Linked DNA regions of Homo sapiens: region 1 is linked to region 2. Evidence: chromatin loops called from intact Hi-C (ENCODE). Cell type or tissue: PC-9. All regions are shown on one strand. Links, peaks and the distances in the headings refer to the core of each region. The heading gives the core; the rest is flanking DNA. Region 1 holds the start of LOC105373932 (a long non-coding RNA gene). Region 2 has its middle 86 kb from the start of SPP2.

Region 1 (9,542 bases), core at 439-8,438, 59 kb after region 2:
AGTTAATTTCTGTTTCACACAAGTTGTTTTAGAAAGTAGAAGGAATAGGCTACTGCTCATTGTGTAAATCATCTACAATCTTGATTCTAAAATTAGATAAGGATAGCTCCCGAAATGAAAACCATAGGCCCGTTATATATTTGAATGTAGGAGAAAACCGCCCAAATAAATTGTCAGCTACCCAAATCCAACAGCACATCTCATTCATTGTGATAAAGAGGGTTGCTCTGATACAAGGACACTTCAAATCAGAAAATGAATCCGTGTAACTCACCACATTCATACATTCAAAGAGGAAAATCACACAATTATCTCTAATGTGCTGAAAAAGCCTTTGTTAAGATGCAACTCTAGCAAACCTGGAAGAGCAAGGAACATCGTTACTGGCAACCTTGCACGTAGCCACTTGGCCACGCAGGCAAAGGCTTGAACTGCAGCTGAATCTGAGTCTTGGCAAAATGCCTTGTATTCCTCCCAGAACACAAGAGGATGAGAGGCTGGTGAGGAGCTGCTATAAGGCCATTGCCCTCCCACTGCCCTGTCTCCCCTGGGAGGCTGTCAAGAGACAGTGTCTCATGGTTTCCTGGGGTCTCTGGGTCCTAATGAGGTCTGGGGCTTCTGGTCTCACCCCCTGCCCCTCCCATGCCTCCTACAGAACTGCAGATGATAAACCACTCAGCTGTGGTCTAGGCTTTGCTCCTCACCAATGAGGTATACCATAACTTCATTGCAGTCATTGACCTTTTCTGTTTTCTTTTTTTTTTTTTTTTATTATACTTTAAGTTTTAGGGTACATGTGCACAATGTGCAGGTTAGTTACATATGTATACATGTGCCATGCTGGTGTGCTGCACCCATTAGCTCGTCATTTAGCATTAGGTATATCTCCTGATGCTATCCCTCCCCCCTCCCCCCACCCCACAACAGTCCCCAGAGTGTGATGTTCCCCTTCCTGTGTCCATGTGTTCTCATTGTTCAATTCTCATCTATGAGTGGGAACATGCGGTGTTTGGTTTTTTGTCCTTGCGATAGTTTACTGAGAATGATGATTTCCAATTTCATCCATGTCCCTACAAAGGACATGAACTCATCATTTTTTATGGCTGCATAGTATTCCATGGTGTATATGTGCCACATTTTCTTAATCCAGTCTATCATTGTTGGACATTTGGATTGGTTCCAAGTCTTTGCTATTGTGAATAGTGCCGCAATAAACATATGTGTGCATGTGTCTTTATAGCAGCATGATTTATAGTCCTTTGGGTATATACCCAGTAATGGGATGGCTGGGTCAAATGGTATTTCAAGTTCTAGATCCCTGAGGAATCGCCACACTGACTTCCACAATGGTTGAACTAGTTTACAGTCCCACCAACAGTGTAAAAGTGTTCCTATTTCTCCACATCCTCTCCAGCAGCTGTTGTTTCCTGACTTTTTAACGATTGCCATTCTAACTGATGTGAGATGGTATCTCATTGTGGTTTTGATTTGCATTTCTCTGATGGCCAGTGATGATGAGCATTTTTTTCATCTTTCTTCACAGAATTGGAAAAAACCACTTTAAAGTTCATATGGAACCAAAAAAGAGCCCGCATCGCCAAGTCAATCCTAAGCCAAAAGAGCAAAGCTGGAGGCATCACGCTACCTGACTTCAAACTATACTACAAGGCTACAGTAACCAAAACAGCATGGTACTGGTACCAAAACAGAGATATAGATCAATGGAACAGAACAGAGCCCTCAGAAATAACGCCGCATATCTACAACTATCTGATCTTTGACAAACCTGAGAAAAACAAGCAATGGGGAGAGGATTCCCTATTTAATAAATGGTGCTGGGAAAACTGGCTGGCCATATGTAGAAAGCTGAAACTGGATCCCTTCCTTACACCTTATACAAAAATTAATTCAAGATGGATTAAAGACTTAAACGTTAGACCTAAAACCATAAAAACCCTAGAAGAAAACCTAGGCATTATGATTCAGGACATAGGCATGGGCAAGGACTTCATGTCTAAAACACCAAAAGCAATGGCAACAAAAGACAAAATTGACAAATGGGATCTAATTAAACTAAAGAGCTTCTGCACAGCAAAAGAAACTACCATCAGAGTGAACAGGCAACCTACAAAATGGGAGAAAATTTTCGCAACCTACTCATCTGACAAAGGGCTAATATCCAGAATCTACAATGAACTCAAACAAATTTACAAGAAAAAAACAAACAATCCCATCAAAAAGTGGGCAAAGGATATGAACAGACACTTCTCAAAAGAAGATATTTATGGGACCTTTTCTGTTTTCTTGTCACCCTTTTGGTGTATGGGACAAGGACTGAGGGATGCCGGCACCTTTGACTTAAACACTTTTTCTTTCCATCTGTAAGTAATCAACTGTCCAAATATAAAAGTGGCTCATTTTGTCATCACCAGTTGAATCAGTAAAACTTCAAAAGCAAAGCCAGAAGGTGAAATGTGATTAATTTGATTACATTAGCATTGATAATTTCCATTCATCAAAGAACAATGTAAACGAAATCATTGAGAAATCACAGAATAGGAGATGATTCTTGCTGTACCTATGATAAACAGGAGATTGCTATCTAGAGCACACAGAACTCCTGCAAAACGATAAGGAAATGATAGCATCCCAGTAGAAAAAAAAATGGGCAAAGGACAATAATGAATAAGCACGTTAGAGAAAAAGCCCAAGAAACTTCAAAGAGTGCAAAGACAGGCTCAGAATCATTAGTAATCAGATAACTGAAAGTTAACACTGTAATGACGTATCGTTCTTTGCTTTTAGACTGGCAAGCTCACTCCTGCAAGCTCTCTTGAGAAAGTGTCCATTGCTCATTACGGGGTGTGCATTGTCATAGTGATGGTAGGGGCAGGGAGAGCTAATCTGAGAGAAGACTGTGAAAGATCCCACATCGTAAAAAGGGACATTGTCTACAATTTAAATGTGCCAACATTTACTTCTTCAAGCTGGGTTTGAGATATTTTATTACCTACTCCCTACATTACAGCTTCCCAAGAATCTGCAAGCCCAATGGGGCTAAGATTTTATTACAGAATCTAGGCATTTCAGAGCCATTATAATGATAAGAGTTCCTGATATTGAAACAAATGATATTATTTAAAACAAAAACTTTTATTAATACTTTTACAATTTTTGTGACAGAATAGTTCAAAAGCCCCTAAGCATGAATGAGTGCATTATTCAGGGAGTTTTGTGGGGACAAGTGAACACAACTAACTGAAATATCATATATTTGATCTAGATTTTAAAGGATAAATAACTGCAAAAGGGTAAAAGCCTGGGGTCATTATAAAAGCATTCTGGAAACTAGAAGTTTAGCGTGACTGGGTAGAGATGGAGGGAAAGGTAGGACAGGAGTCTGGAGAGGTACGCAGGGGTGTGAGCTGCCTCTGTGGACAGAGGTGAGCCCTAACACCTCAAAGAAAGGAAATGGCCCCATAGGATTTGTTTTTGAGGTGGAAAATGCTGGTGGTAAAATGAAGAAAGAGCTAGAAAGAAAGAGGAGAGATAATGGAGGGAGGCTATTGAAGGGAGTCAGGCTGAAAACGCAATGGTAGAACTCAGCATCTCAGAAAGACAAACACAAAACCAGCATGGCGGCCGGGATTGTGGGCCAAGTCTGGTCGGGGGCAGGGAGTCGTTCTCCTGGGCATTTCCTTACTAGTGAGGTAAGGGGGCTCTGGATCCCTGGAAGCCTGGCATTCCCAGACTCCAGGATTCACTTCCTTTCCCTCCCCAGACCCTGCCTTCCCCCAGCTGCCCCCTGACCTAAGGCTCTTCCCCTTCCCCTTGCCATTTTCTGGTCCTCTGACTTATCCCTTTTCTGAGAATCACTGAATTTGAAGCTAAAGTGGCTCCACAGATCACTCATAATCTCATGGTTGTTTGAAGGACCAAATTGCTCAAGGGATCAATCGAAAGAGAAGACAGAAAATAACTCTGACCTTGGCCCACAATCTTTGCCTCTCATTCAATCACCAGTGACTTTTCTGTTAGATGTGTTCTCAATAATCATCCTTATATTGAAGGCATTTGTAGAAAGGTGGAAGAGAGTTTTAGTTAGTCAGCATATCACATTTCACGTTGATAAACTGGTTTGTGTAGTACCCTGTTTCCTATTTGCAAAGAGATGCAGTAATTCATCAGCATCCTATGCCCTTACTCCTCCTTAGGGATTACTGAACTCAGGCAAAGGTGGTGTATTAGTTTCCCAGGAATGCTGAAGCAAAGTGCCACAAGCTGGGTGGCTTGAAATAATGGGAATTTTTTCTCTTACAACTCTGGAGGCTAGACGTTTGAAGTCAAAATTCTTAGTAGGGCCAAACTTTCTCTGTAGGCTCCAGTGGAGAATCTATTCCATGCCTTTCTCTTAGATTCTGCTGTTTCTGGCAACCCTTGGCATTTCTTGGCTTGTAGATGTGTTGCTCCAATCTCTGCTTCTATTGGTTGGCACATGGTGTTCACCCCACATGTCTCTGTCTCTGCATCTCTTTTCCTCTTCTTATAATGACATGGGTCATACTGAGTTAAAGACCCACCCTACTCCAATAGAACCTTACATTTACAACACCCTATTTCCAAATAAGGTCACATTCCAAGGTTCCAAGAAGAACATTAATTTTGGGGAAAACTATTCAACTCAGTACAGGTATCCTTGGTTGGCTTAGTTTTATATTAGATTGACCTTTGGCCTTACCTAAATTATTAGGAATGCACCTACTTCGTATATCCCTCAGTTGCTTTCCCCATGAAACCATGGTCAAGAAACCAAATCCACAGATATTCACGCATGCATCCACTCTGTAAACATTTATTAGGCAGATACCACATGCCAGGGACTATGCTAATGAGGAAGTCAATGGAGGGGTTCACCTTCCAGGAGAGGAACAAACACATAAGCAAATAAATTTAAATAATGCTAATAGGAGGGGCACAGAGGAGGAAGCCTGGCCAAAACAGAAATGACTGCGCTGAGTGAGGCTCTGAGGAGGAGATGGAATATAGAGGGGAATCAGGAAGGGAAGGGATTAGGGGCAGTAGGGCCAGGTCAGCACATGTAAAGGCACACAGACATGAAAAACATTGGAATTGGAGGACCTACACACATTCCTGTTGACTGAAGAGTCGACAGTGTCTGGGAGCAGCAAGAGAAGAGTTGGGAAAGATCATCGCAGACAAGAGGAGAGATGGGAGTAGGAACTTCAGCTTGTAGGTTGTATTAGTTTATTCTCACACTGATATAAAGAAATACCTGAAGGCCAGGCACAGTGGCTCACGCCTGTAATCCTAGCACTTTGGGAGGCCGAGGTGGGCAGAGTGCCTGAGCTTAGGAGTTCGAGACCAGCCTGGGCAACACGGTGAAACCTCATCTCAACTAAAATACAAAAAATTAGCCAGGTGTGGCAGCATGCACCTGTAGTCCCAGGGAGGCTGAGGCAGGAGAATTGCTTGAACACAGGAGGTGGAGGTTGCAGTGAGCTGAGATTGCACCACAGCACTCCAGTCTCGGTGACACAGTGAGACTCCGTCTCCAAAAAAAGAGAAATACCTGTGACTGGGTTATTTATAAAGAAAAGAGTTTTAATTGGCTCACAGTTCTTCAGGCTATACAGGAAGCATGATACTGGCTTCTGCTAGCTTCTGGGGAGGCCTCAGGAAACTTATCATGGTGGAAGATGCAGGGGAAGCCTTCTTACATGGCTGGAGCAGGAGCAAGAGAGAGACGGGAGGTGCTGCACACTTTTAAACAACTAGATCTCACAAGAACTCACTCTCCATCCTGAGAAGAGCACACCAAAGGGCTGGGGCTAGACCATTCATGAAGGATTCACCCCCATGATCCAATCACCTCCCAATAGTCCCCACCTCCAACATTGAGGAATACAAATAAACATGAGATTTAGGTGGGGACACAGAGCCAAACCATATTCTAGGTGATGAGGAGGACTTTAAGCAACAGGTTAAATCAAAACATCAGTCTTTAAAAATGTACATGGAGATCAGTGAGGAGGATGCACTGAAGAAAAGGATGGATTGAAGAGGAAGGGACTTGAGGCTGGGATGCTGGAGTGGATGTTTGGCTTCCACGGTTGGGAGACAGGAGGAAAACAGGAGGTTAAAAATACAGATTTGAGAGTCATGAGTGTTTTGGACATAGGGATGTGCCCAGGGTGTACAGAATTTTCAAAAGAAATACAATGGAAGCTCGGAGATCTGAACATGTGCAGCCCACAGGAGAAGGAGCAGTGGGAGACCAGGAAGAGAGATGAGAATGGAGTAGGAGGACAGGAGACAGGAACATGGCAGCAGGCTGCTTCTTGGACCAAAAACCATGGGGAGGTGGAGTACACGGAATATTCTGGGCTAGAAACACAAGCCACAGACCACACATACACACACACAGACACACAGACACACACACACACACACAGTGTTTCTATAGCCATGATTTCACATTAGAGAATTTAACTTTCTAAATTTATAAAGTTAGTGTTTTGGTGATGATTCTTAAAGATATATCCACTCAAATGTCAAGAGCAGTTAAAAGCACTCAAAAATCCTTTGGAAATATTTTTTCTGAAGGAAATTTATTACAGCAAAAGCATTCCATAGACAAAGAGGATAATAGAGTTTTTCTGTACTTCTCCAAACCTACTCTGCCATAAAGGTGTTTCCTAGGATGAATTTGTTCAATGGTTGGGATGGAACTCCAGTGACACTTATAAAAATAACATCCAAACACACACACACACACACACACACACACACACACACACACACAGAGAGAGAGAGAGAGAGAGAGAGAGAGAGAAAGTTAATCAGCAATTTAAGCAGTTTCCTTCCTTCCTTCCTTCTCTCTCTCTCTTTCTTTCTTTCCTTCCTTCTTTTTCCTGCATCCTTCATTCCCTTCCCTTCCCTTCCTTTCCCTTCCCTTCCCTTGCCTTCTTTCCTTCTCTCCTTCTTTCCTTCCTCTTCTTCTTCTTTCCTTCCTTCCTTACCGACAGAAAACTTACAGAGCACCTATAGGCAATTTTCTAGGTTCACACATTTGGGCATCAGGAAATGGTGATAATCATTAGCAAGTAGGGTCTATCTAATCCAGCTATATATAGATAACACCACTAAGGAATTAAAAAGAAAATTCTGGACATCTTTATGAAAGTAAGAAAATGCTTTTTTAAGAATAATGGAAGCCACGCTGATGAGACAGCCACCTAGAATTCATCACGCCTATACATACGCAAGGGTGCATCAAGGACCTGTAGCCCGCGTACGTGTCTTTCTGCAGCTCCACCATCCTGAGGAAGTGGTGGTCTTCCTGGGCCAGTGTGGTTGAGAGCACAGTTCAGTTGACCTGTGTTCCTCAGCTCTAGGCTCTGCAATTCTCTCCTGTGCGGTCCATCCTGCTTTGGTCCATTCTATCAGTGCAAGGAGGTCTGATTTCTTTTGGCTAAGTCTTGGTTTCTTTCTACACACTTGTCCAGAGCTCAAGCTTTGAGGTCTGACTCTTCATCAGTTCGTATATATGAAAGAGTCACAAATTCCAGTTTGTCTTAGTGGACCAAACCACAGGGCAGATAATCTTGTGCTTCTAACTGGAAGCCCTGTATCTGCAGCATCTCACACCCTCGTCTCCCTGGGGGGAAGGAGGAGCCTTTCTGTGGAAGGTTTCCATTGCCTTCTGCCAGGTGTCTAATGAAAATGACGATAGCTGGCTGGGCACCATGGCTCATGCCACTTTGGGCTTGTTGGCTCACTCCCAACATTTTGGGAGGCCAAGGTGGGCGGATCACGAGGTCAGGAGATCGAGACCATCCTGGCTAACATGGTGAAACCCCGTCTCTACTAAAAAAATACAAAAAATTAGCCGGGCGTGGTGGCAGGCGCCTGTGGTCCCAGCTGCTCGGGAGGCTGAGGCAGGAGAATGATGTGAGCCTGGGAGGCGGAGCTTGCAGTGAGCCGAGGTTGTGCCACTGCACTCCAGCCTGGGCGACAGAGCGAGACTCCGTCTCAAAAAAAAAAAAAAAAAGAAAAAAGAAAAAAAAAGAAAATGACGATAGCCACTACACTCCCTGCATAATGCCATTACCTATCTGTCCAGCCAGCCCTGTCCTCCAAGGCTAACAGATAATTACTGCTTAATTATGTCTTAGTCGAAGCTGCACAGTTACTTTATAAAATGCAGTGTTTCTAGTTGCCATGGCTTAAAGATGACAGGTAGGTTTATCTTTAGATAGTCTATGAATTTGTACTGATTTTATGCAACAGGTTTCCAAAGTCAGTTCTTGTTATTTTATTCTGCATGTAAGCCTTTCCTGCAGAATCTTTCCTGCCTGTGTCTACCTGGATCCATGTCCCTGCTTACCACTTCAAACTGGTTTCTTCACTCTGAAGCAGGTTCCCCTTCCCCTTCAGGATATCTGGACCAAGTTTGAAGATGGGCATGAGTTAGGTTCACCCTGGAGCAGGTTCACCCTGGAGTAGGTTCCCCTTCCTCTTTGGAATATCTGGACCAAGTTTTCAGATGGGCATGAGTTAAGTTGCTGTTCCTTTAAGGATGACGTTTCTTAGCAACAATGGATTGCCTGCTTTGTTTTCTGTGGATCGATTGTCTCTGTCTGCGGCTCTCAGCTCCATTTTTTTCAAACTGATCATTGGGCATAAATATTGCTGATGAGCTGAAACTAACATGCTCCCCCCTCCAAAATAAACTAAAAAAACTAACCAAAGGAACACATTGAGGGACTATTCTAGTTGTCCTATTCCAGTTGAATATTCATAGTATTCATCAGTACTATTTAATGTTTTATATAAACTCCAAATGTGCTTGTTATTTCAGTGTTCGGAAAATTTATAGCCAGTAAAATTACATATATACATATACATGATTTGCTTTTATTTATTTGGTTATGAATGCAAGTAAAATATTATTTTCTTTATGTGCTCATTGAGTGCTTGTGTTTCTTGTATGAGTTGGCTAGTCAGGATCTCTGTCCATTTTTCTCCTGCGGCCTTTGTTAGCAGAATTAAATTTTTTTCTCGACCACTCCTCACCAGCCAAGTAAGCATGAGTTCCATCCACCCAGAGCCTCAGACTATGCATCACTAAAGCGAGAAATGTAGACCTGAGAATCCCCAGGTCCTTAGAGGCCTGTGGAGGTCCTCTGATTCTAGAATTTACTTCCTTTCGCCCCAGAAGTAAGTGTTAGGAAGGAAAACTTCAGAGCAGTGTGAAAGAAGGAAATGGGGGACCCTACTTATTTGGGGGCCATGGAAGTCAGCAGCTCTGAGAGGGGAGCTGAGCATGAGGAGCAAGGGGAGCAAGGGGAGACATGAGCATGAGTAGAAGTGGCCAATTGCAGCACAGAATAAGGGCAGGATGAGGGTTGGCAGGGACCTTCAGGGGAACTGGTGCCAGGCACCGAAGGTATGAGAGCCTCTGACCAGCTGGGAAACAGGTAAGAACAAATGGGAATGTGGTGTTCTTCCCAGTATCTGCT
Region 2 (9,542 bases), core at 463-8,462:
AATTCAAAGTGTGAAATACTTTGGGACAAGCTAAGCAACTTCTCTGTCCCCAGTTTCTTCAACTGGGGTATAATAATAATCAAATGCCATCCTCCTAGGTTTACCTTGGGGATTAAATGAGGTGATAACATGTGTGTGTTTAGAATGGTGCCTGGCACCACGTAAGCATGCGGGCCGGCACACTCATTCATTCGTGATTCCACACATAGTCGTGAAGCTTCTGGACACAGTCGTGAAGCTCCTGGACACGTGTAATCTGCCCTGGAGAATACAAAGGTGAGGTTCAAAATCAAGCAATACTTTAAAAACCAAAGACATCCATGGTGTTGCTAATTGCTGGGTGAGTTGTATTACACTTTACTCAATTAGATTTTTAGAACAGCTTCATTAAGGTATAACTTACATAACTTTTTAAAATCTACAGTTCAATGACTTTTAGGAAATGTAAATGGTTACAGTTGTGTAACCATCATCACAACCCACTGTTAGAAGACTTCCATCACCTCTCAAAATTGCAGTCAATCTCCACTCCCATCCCCATCCAGGCAACCATGGATCTATGGCTTTCTGCTGCCATAGTTTTGCCTTTTCTAGAATTTCACTGAAATGAAATAATACAACATGTAGTCTGGCCTGTCTGGCTTCTTTCCCTTAACACAATGTTTTAGCACGTTGTTGCATGTATTAGTAGTTTGTTCCTTTTTAATTGTTGAGCAATTTCCATCGTAGGGATGTACCCCATTTTGTTTATCCATTCATCAGTATATCTACATTTGTGTTATTTCTGCTTTTTGGCTCCTATGAATGACATTGCTATGAACATCCATGTTGAAACCTTTTTGTGGATGTATGTTTTCATTTCTCTTGGATAGATACCTAGGAGCGAAATTACTGGGTTATATCACAAGTATGTACATAACTTTTTAATGAACTGCCAAACTGTTTTCAAAAGTGACTATGCCAACCCAGCTGGATTTTTAATTCCTTCCAGATATGAAGTGTGCCATGGGTCTTATTTTACGATCAGCTCCCTCACTGCCATTACTCACTCCTGCCTCCCTACAGAGCCCAAGGCCATGCGGTAGGTTTGGAGAAACTCACATTCCTACCAACCAGCTGGATTAACACACTCCCTAGAAACATGTAGCTTGTTTCCTGGGCTGAGCAAGTGTGGTCCTGTCAGAGATGTTTGTGCTCTACAAGAGCATGTGTCGAAGTAATTGATTTAGTGTCTGATGCACTCTCCCTGAAGAGTGGCTGAATTACAAGCTCTCCAAATCCAACTGATCCCTCACATGACTCGTTGGGGACCACAAGGAGGACAGTGGGGCTGGGAGGCTCATTGGGAGTGTTCACTTCTTTCTTTTGCTCCACTATGATAGGAGATTCTGCAACTTTTTTGCAGTTACATCTATTGTTAAAGAAAAAATTATTCAATGACACTTGTGAAAGCACATAAGGAGCCCTCAAGATAGGCATTGGGACCACGGCAATGGGGTTTTGCAGATGGGGAGAGATTAGGTTCAACTCTGAACATGACATATGCAAGTGGGAATTTACAGCCAAGGAGCACGGTGGGGGCAGTGGATGGAAACCACTAAGGGAAATCCTCAGGGTTAAAAGGGATTCTGGCTAAACCAACCTACCAGGATTCTAGCTGAAAACAGGCCAGGGTGATCAGACAGCACCCGGGGGGGTGGAGGATGAGAAACCTGATTAGATATCAAGGGCGATCAGGTATTGAAGGTGTAGCATTTTTGCCAACTGATTTAGTGGGTTCTCTGCTCAAACTGGGTTTTACAAGAAAGTGCTCAGATGGGCCTAGAGGTTTTAGAAGGCTGACTAGTGTTCAGTCAAGCAGAGAGTCTTTGCCACTATCGGCTTGAAAATGGTGAGACCCAAAACACAGAAACATGGCACACGTGGTGGGAGTTATGAGCTCAGAAGGCCAAAGGGAATCCTTCTGGGTGCCCCCAGGAGTCTAGACCCAGAGGACTAGAGTCTGCACCAAGAAAGCCTTTTGCTTGTGTTGCCTTTAGAGAAGAGGAGACCAGCTGGGCAGCACCGCCCCTCCTGGGTTACGTGCAGCTGAGACACTTGTATCCCGGCAGTGAGCCCCGGCCATCTTGATGGCCGATTCCTTGTTCCAGACCGGGGCCTGTTCTCTTGGGATTGTTCTTGCAGGACCCAATATGCACAGTGAAGGAAAAAGTAAGTGTGGAGGAGTGACTGCAAAACCCGCCAGGTCTGATGGGGAGCATGACCCAGAAGCTGAGCCTCAAGGCTCCCAGCACTGTTGTTTCCGGAGTTCCTCTGATGTCCCTGAGCTCCTGGCTCCCCATCTGAAAATGAGGGCGAACATTCCCCTTTCTGCCTCACAGTGTGAAGGTCAGTCACATGGTGTGTGAAAAACCCTTGTCACCTGTAAAGGGGCTCTCAGTGGAAGTGACCTGTGCATTCCTGCAGCCAGAATCAAGCCCGGCACTCCTCAAACCTGCCAGATGATAAGAACCCCTTGGACAGATGCTCACATGACCAGCCTCATCCTTGGAAATGCTCATCAGTGGTTGTGGGTTGAGGCATGGGAATCAGTGCTGAGTAAGTTCCCTAGGGTAATTCTTCTCCTCGGTGGCTGGGGAAACATGGACTATCTGATCGGGTGGTTCTCAGGCTTGTCTGCGATGACCTGGGGGAAGATAACAAAGAGAAAGACTCCATTTTTTATGTTTGACCACTGATGGCTTTCAATCCGTTATCTTTCCCTCCCGCTGGAACCACATCCAGGCAAGTTGATGAGAACATTGATGCCTTCTCCCTGGGTGCCTGAGTGCCCGTGGGGAGTTCAAATCCTGGCCTCTGTGCAGGAACCCTCAACCTGGCTGGCTCACTTTTAACCACAGTAAGAACCAATGCTACTGCCATTGCACCTACTTTATTTTCTCAAGCCCCCTGGACTGTATGGAGCCCAACTTGATCTCCCAAGAAAGTCACATTATGTGACCCTTTTCACAACCTAACAATGGAAGGGACCAGTCTGGGCAGCCTAACCAATTTTGGATGGCGGTTAATCCCACCCTCCATGGGGCACCTGCATGACAGGGGGCTTCAAAGGTCAATGCCTGGCCTGCAGAGTCAGATGTGAGCATCTGGGAGGCAGCCTGGCCATCAGTTTAAAGGTTCCTGGGTGATCCCTGGTGATTGCTGGGTGCAGTGGGGACTGAGGACGTGGGTCTCATTCTCCTCACGTCCCATCCAGTTGACTGTAGCTTTCTCTTAGCTGGCCTTGCCTCAGCCTGGTGAGAGCAAAGTCTGTGCATTTTTTGTTACCTTTCTATTCCCGGATCTTAGCTGAAATGCAGGCGCTGCTTAATTGACAGAAAGAAATGAAAAGGAATTGAATGCTTAGAAACAGTGATCGCATATCAGCCAAGTATACAACAAGAGTCAGGCCTCCCCCACTTTGACACTTTCTCCTCTCTATTGCTATTCATTTTGGGGACCTTTGGGGTAAAACTGCATGTTAAAATGTAAGGAATAAGACTCCAGCTGAGGAATAGGATTTTCACACCTAGAGTTTTTAAAAAATGCAACAGAGTCCGGTATCAAACTCTAAACAGAAACTGGATCGGGGATTCTTTAGAAGGGATTCCTAAAATGGGTGGCCCCAAGCCTAAACGACTTCAGTGGAATCTTCCAGTCTTGCATTCACCGTTACCAGCTGTTTGTAATGGGAGAGATTCAGTGACTCTTATCGGGCACTAGATGGCGATCAGGCATCAATAAGGCCCAACAACCGCCTCGGACCTGGGACCTGGGATTGGCTCCTCCAACCCTGGCCGCCACCCTGGGAAGTGGCCATTGTCATCTTGATTGTCTGTGGGAGACCAGTGAGGCTGGCGGTGGGGATTAGAACTTCACCCAAGGATCACACCCTCCTTCAACCCTTCCTGTGCAGCAGGTTTTACATTCATGTGCAGTGACCGCAGCCGAGGATGTGGGGCACAGCCCGTGAGAGAGACCAGGAGGTCAGCAGTGGTGGGAGTGTTGTGTGCAGTGCAGCCAGGGACCACGGAACGGGTCTCTGTGGCCGCTGGACCCTGCCCCACGGGCCTCAGGGAGGAAGAGCTCTTGAAGGCCGAGAAGGGGCTGTGCTCTAAGCCTGCTGCCCAGGCCTACCCTGCAGCCCCCAGGATGGTTTTCAGGATGCCTCTAATAACACCCATGTCACTCTTACCACTGGCCAAGCACCATTTTGAGCACTTTCCACAGATCAATGTATTTAATCCTCACACAAGCACAATGGGCTGGGTACTACCATCATTGTCATTCTATAGATGAGGAAACTGAGGCACAAGGAAATTACAAAGTTTGTTCAAAGTCATTTGTAGACCAAAAAAGAAAAGAAAGAAAAATTCTGAGCCCTTCAACCATCTAAATGGACCCCTCCTCTCTGCAAGGACATTCCAAAGCTAACCTGAAAAACTAGTTCAGGCCATGATGGGAGGCAGGGGTCAGAGGTCAGACATGCCTCATTATGCCCTCCTCCCTTTTGGAATTACTGATAGAACATTTACAGTGTATTCTCTCTGAAGCCTGCCACCTGGAGGTTTCACATGCATGATTAAATCTTGGTCTTCACAACCCTTTATCTTAACCCAGACATTCCTAAGTCCTCTGACAATAACTTAACTCTTTCAACCAATTGCCAGTCAGAAAATCTTTGAATCTGCTGATGATCTGGAATCCTCCTCCACTCCAAGCCCTGCAGCTTCCAGTTGACCCACCTTTCCGGACAGAACCAATGTTCATCTTACATGAATTTGATTGATGCCTATGTCTACCTAAAATGTATAAAACTAAACTGTCCCTGATCACGTTGGGCACATGTTCTCAGGATCTCCTGAGGGCTGTGTCATGGGCCATTGGTCACTCATATTTGGCTCAGAATAAATCTCTTCAAAGATTTTACAGAACTTGACTCTTTTCATCAACACATTCAACAAGTAGGTGACAGAGATGGGATTATGCTATTTTTTGAGACAGTTTCACTCTGCCACCTAGGCCGGAGTGCAGTGGCGCAATCTCGGCTCACTGCAACCCCACCTCCAGGGTTCAAACAATTCTCCTGTCTCAGCCTCCCAAGTAGCTGGGATTACAGGTGCACGCCACAAAGCCCGGCTAATTTTTGTTTTTTTTAGTAGAGATGGATTTTCCCCATGTTGGCCAGGCTGGTCTTGAACTCCTGATCTCAGGTGATCCGCCTGCCTCAGCCTCCCAAAGTGCTGAGATTACAGGCGTGAGCCACCGTGCCCAGCTGAAAAATGTTTTAGATAAATTTTGTTCAATTGAAAAAAAAAAAAACAAAAAAAACAACTTATTACCTCTTCAGACCTCCTTGAGATGAAGCAACTGACTCCCTCTCACAGGAAATTTCTATGACAGTCAACAAAAGCTGTCAAATTGCCTGCCTTTGTTCTTTGAGAAATTAGAACAGCCTCCAATGCCTGCAGGTTACATTTCCAACCAGTGACTCATTTCATTGAGATGGGTTCTTTTTCCTGCAACGATAGCAAGTTTGTTATACTAGTTGGGTCTTGGTGAGAACACTGACTAGGAACCAAAAAGAATTCCACAGCCCAGGACAATTAGGTCAAGCCATGAAAGCCCTTTAATTCTGGTAAAACCCCCTCAAAGGGGCATGTGAACGTAAGTCTTCACAGCCCTCTGGCGCCAGCACAATGGCAAAATCACTCCACCCAGAAGCACTTGGCCCCCAGCTGGGACGTTCTGGGTTCAGCCTGGCTCCTTGTCCCAAAGGTCCCTGGTTGGCACAGTGGGGCTCTGCACCATCTATCTGGTCCTCTCCAGGGATGGCAGGCATGAGGCGGCATGGGCAGCCTCCTGTGCCGGGAGACTCTGGCTTGCAAGTAGAAATTAAATTCATGTCTTTTGCTGTTGGTGTTATTTGGATACAAAATATCGTCTCTTTCAAATTAAGTTTTAAAGCATCGAATTTTAAACTACTGGCAAGATAGTGTGAAAACTACAGTGATTAGAAGGGCTTGGAACTATTCTCAGATTTTAGCTAAAATGTCACTTTCTTAGGGAAGCCTTTTGTGGCCATGCCTTCCCGATCCCTCCGTCATTCAGTCAAGACCTTCTGAAATGCCCTCCAGCACCACCGTCCTTCCTTCATCGTAACATCTTAATTAGTAATTATATACTAATATATGTGATTATTTGATGTGTGGCTGTCCCCAACTCCTTCCCCCAACCTCAAATACACTAAGCTCCATGCTTGTGTTTTTAACAACCAGAGTGGTCAGGATATGCCTCAAAACATCAAGCATGTGAATTACTTAAAAAAAAATGAAAATAAATGAGACGTTCAATTAAAAAAGGGGAAAATTAAGGAAAAAGTGAGGTCCTGTCACATGTTAGCCTGATTAATTAACTACAGGATGGCATGTACACCCAATGGCCTATTTTATCTAAAACATTTTTCAGCTGGGCACGGTGGCTCACGCCTGTAATCTCAGCACTTTGGGAGGCTGAGGCAGTCATTAAAATTCGGAAGTATCGGTTGACTAAGAAAGATGTTCATAAGACGCCTTGTGAAATAAGCAGTTTTATAAAGCAGTCAATGATTCCATGAAAAATACAGAAATGTGCATAAGAAAGAAACAGTTGGAAGTAAAAACTGTTAATGTCAGGAGCAATGACTTCTGAAGGGGAGCAGCTGAGGCAGAAACTCCCAACTGAGTGTCCCGCCATTTCCTCCTCTCCCTGAGCCCCAGCCAGGTCACATTTCCCAGCCTCGCTTGCAGGTAGGTGTGGTCATAGCTGCACCTTGTCAATGGCTTCTGGGCAGAGCTAATGTAGACCATCTCCAGGCTTGACCTGCTGACACTCCCCATGTCCCAACCTCTATATTCTTTGGCCGTCTGCCGGCTGGAGGTTAATGTCCAAGAAGACCTTGACTTTGGAAGCCACATGGTGAAGGTGGCATAGCTGCCAGCATCCTGAATCCCTGGGCAATGGCGTGAAGCAGGGCTTTGCATGGCACCAAAACGTACACCAGCCTAAACTTGCACCGGATTGGGGCCGGGGCGGTATCTAAGAGGCCATGGTAAAGCAGGGTGAAGCTGAGGATGGAGTTAGACGGAGAGGCAGGGGTCTGGCAGTTACTGGGAAGGTGTTTCAAAGACTCATCTTTTCAGGCCTCTCCCAGGGCAGTGCTGTGACAGGGGCCTCACTCCTTCATGTACAGGATCTGATTGTATCTGGGCTCTGTCAAGCCCCATCTGCCTTTTCCACCAGACAGCAAGCTCCCTTCCCACAATCTCGGGTGGACTCCACAACCTTCTAGGCATGTCCAGTTACTAAAGCAGAGTCTCATTTTGTTACAATTCAATCTTGTTCAATTTAAAAGTTTCAGTCTCATATTTGATCTAAAGCTCTCTGGGCTGGCCACGCTTGTGGCTGTCATGGTGTGGAATGAAGGGTGCTGTGTCTGGCCTCCTTCTTCCTGGCCTGAGGCTGGGGCATTAAAGAAGGAAAGAGGAAAATCTATCCCCTTCTCTATGTGGCAATTGACTATCCCCTTTGGGTTGAGGGGAACCATTGCTCCCTTCCATGGCAATCCCCCCTCGGTGGCGACAAGGTGCTGTTCTTGTGACCGAGGTGGATTTTCTGTCCGCACAAAGCAGCCATGCATTTCCTTTTGCAGCAGGCATCCTGCTCGGGCTCTTATGTGGGAACAGTGTGTGGGCATGGGAGCTCTGGCCAATTAAGGCCACTCTACCCGGGATAACAATGGGTCTTTTCTACCCTGGCACTCTCTCCCTTAGTCAGTGGTATGCGGGAGCCAGCTTGGACCAGCTCATAGGAGCTGATGATTAGATTTTTAGGAATTTTGTGAGCAGATTGATGTTTCCTTGGTAGTTTGAAATATGTCCTGCTGGGAGTATTTACACCACAGGAATTGGCAAGAGCTGTACACCAGGATTGTTGTCTTCTACCCAGAGAACTGGTTATTAAAAATGTATTAGCACAGAAAAGTCAGTGGACTTTTTCTGTGGGGTGAGTGGCTCGGCTACTTTCAAACAAGAAACAACCACTACTGTCGAAGAAAGAGGGTATTACTTGGTATCTGGAACCAAAAGTTGAGTATATTGCCCTGTAAGCAAGGGAGGTCTATGCAGTTGGACACGTGAGTCTCTAAAGAAACAAACTGCTGACTTATATAGGGTTTGAGAACTATGATCTTCAGGGATTGGAGGACTTTTGGAGGCAAGGTGAGTTGTCCTGTAGCTGTGAAATTGTGGCTACTGGGATTTAACTGTTACTGATTGGCTGGTTTTTAGAGGTGCAGCTACTGATGTGAAGATGCTGTTGATTGATTGGAATGGCTTTAAAACTGATCATGGCGGTTACTTGTTGCTACCACCAAAGAACAATCTGTTCTTCCCTTCCTTGAATTTGGAGTATAGGAAGTCACCATTCTCTGACTTAGCGATGGTATCCTGGATCTTAAAGGAAAGGACGTTTAAGTGGAGGTCCCATGGAGAGATGAGGGGGAATGTATGGATTTTGGTTCTTTAAACTCAGTGTCGGCTGCACAAAAAGCAATCAGCCTTTGCTCTTCTAGAGCTTCTCTCAATGTCCAAAGCCTCTAACCAGTTTGGCTTCTCTTTTCCATGGGACACAGGGAGTCCCGCCCTTGCTGAGAATCAGGTCTTCTCTGACAGTAGTGCTGGGGAGTGGTGGCCATTTGTAGGAGTGTCCATCTTCAGGGAAGATGCTGCATCATCCAGTAACTCTTGCAGGACAAGGAAAGATCTCACCAGTATATCACACCATCCTGTGTAATTCACATAATGGTTCTCTCTATGGTTCTCATTCCCCAGCTGTCATTCATAGAACATTCGTCTATGTATAGAGCTGAAAATGGTCATCTCTTTTAAGTTCTCACCTGTCACTCTGGGGCAACATCAATTACTTGATCAAATTAAGAATATAGAGCTTACTTAAAGCTACATGCATTTCCTTGGAAGCTTAAAAGGACCAAAAGTAAATACAACTGTGATCCATTATGTAGATTCAACCATCTTATAAAAGATCACATACAGCCAGTGTTTACCTAAGGGCAGCAAAAACAGCAATACTGCAATTAATTATTTAGGCAACAGCATCTCTGAGAGTTGCTTAAGTGATATTTATGATATTTTGCCATGGCAACTATTCTTGTTTTGAATATTATTAAAAATCTATCAAACTGCAGTAGTAATGTACTTGTGGTTTAAAAATTGCATTGAGCTAGCATCCCCAGATACAGTCTCTCCCAATGAACTACTCAATTTCCTGTCGAAGATGAAGAAGTTATGAGTATGGCAGTTTACTCATGGGCTGGCTGGATGTGGAGTCCCTCGAGCAGAAGGATCACACCACCAGAAAGGACAGCTCTACAGCCCAGGAATAGATGAAATGCAATTTCCTACACAGTGTGTTAGTTTCCTATTGCTTCTATAAGAAATTATCAC

What was found. Hi-C counts contacts between places; a loop is a spot of excess contacts. Peaks named below come from ENCODE experiments on the same cell type or tissue, not always from the same donor. Only the 100,000 strongest peaks of a DNase experiment are listed, where the experiment ranks them.
Region 1: it touches region 2 in a loop (4-fold over the local background); 7 of 110 quality-filtered maps call a loop at or near these places.

The regions. Positions count from the first base shown.
Region 1 is chr2:234,191,558-234,201,099 of GRCh38, forward strand. LOC105373932 (a long non-coding RNA gene) reads left to right here and starts at 8,980. Exons shown (of 3, transcript XR_001739236.1): 1 at 8,980-9,500. In PC-9, for the core only: no CTCF peak of the experiment used is centred there; DNase peaks (open chromatin) are centred at 2,624 and 4,144; H3K27ac peaks cover 1,781 bases.
Region 2 is chr2:234,132,083-234,141,624 of GRCh38, forward strand. No RefSeq gene overlaps it. Among named protein-coding and RNA genes, the nearest start is that of SPP2, 86 kb to the left of the region's middle. In PC-9, for the core only: CTCF peaks have their summits at 3,792 (motif pointing right) and 5,466; DNase peaks (open chromatin) are centred at 1,069, 3,909, 4,579 and 5,519; H3K27ac peaks cover 2,054 bases.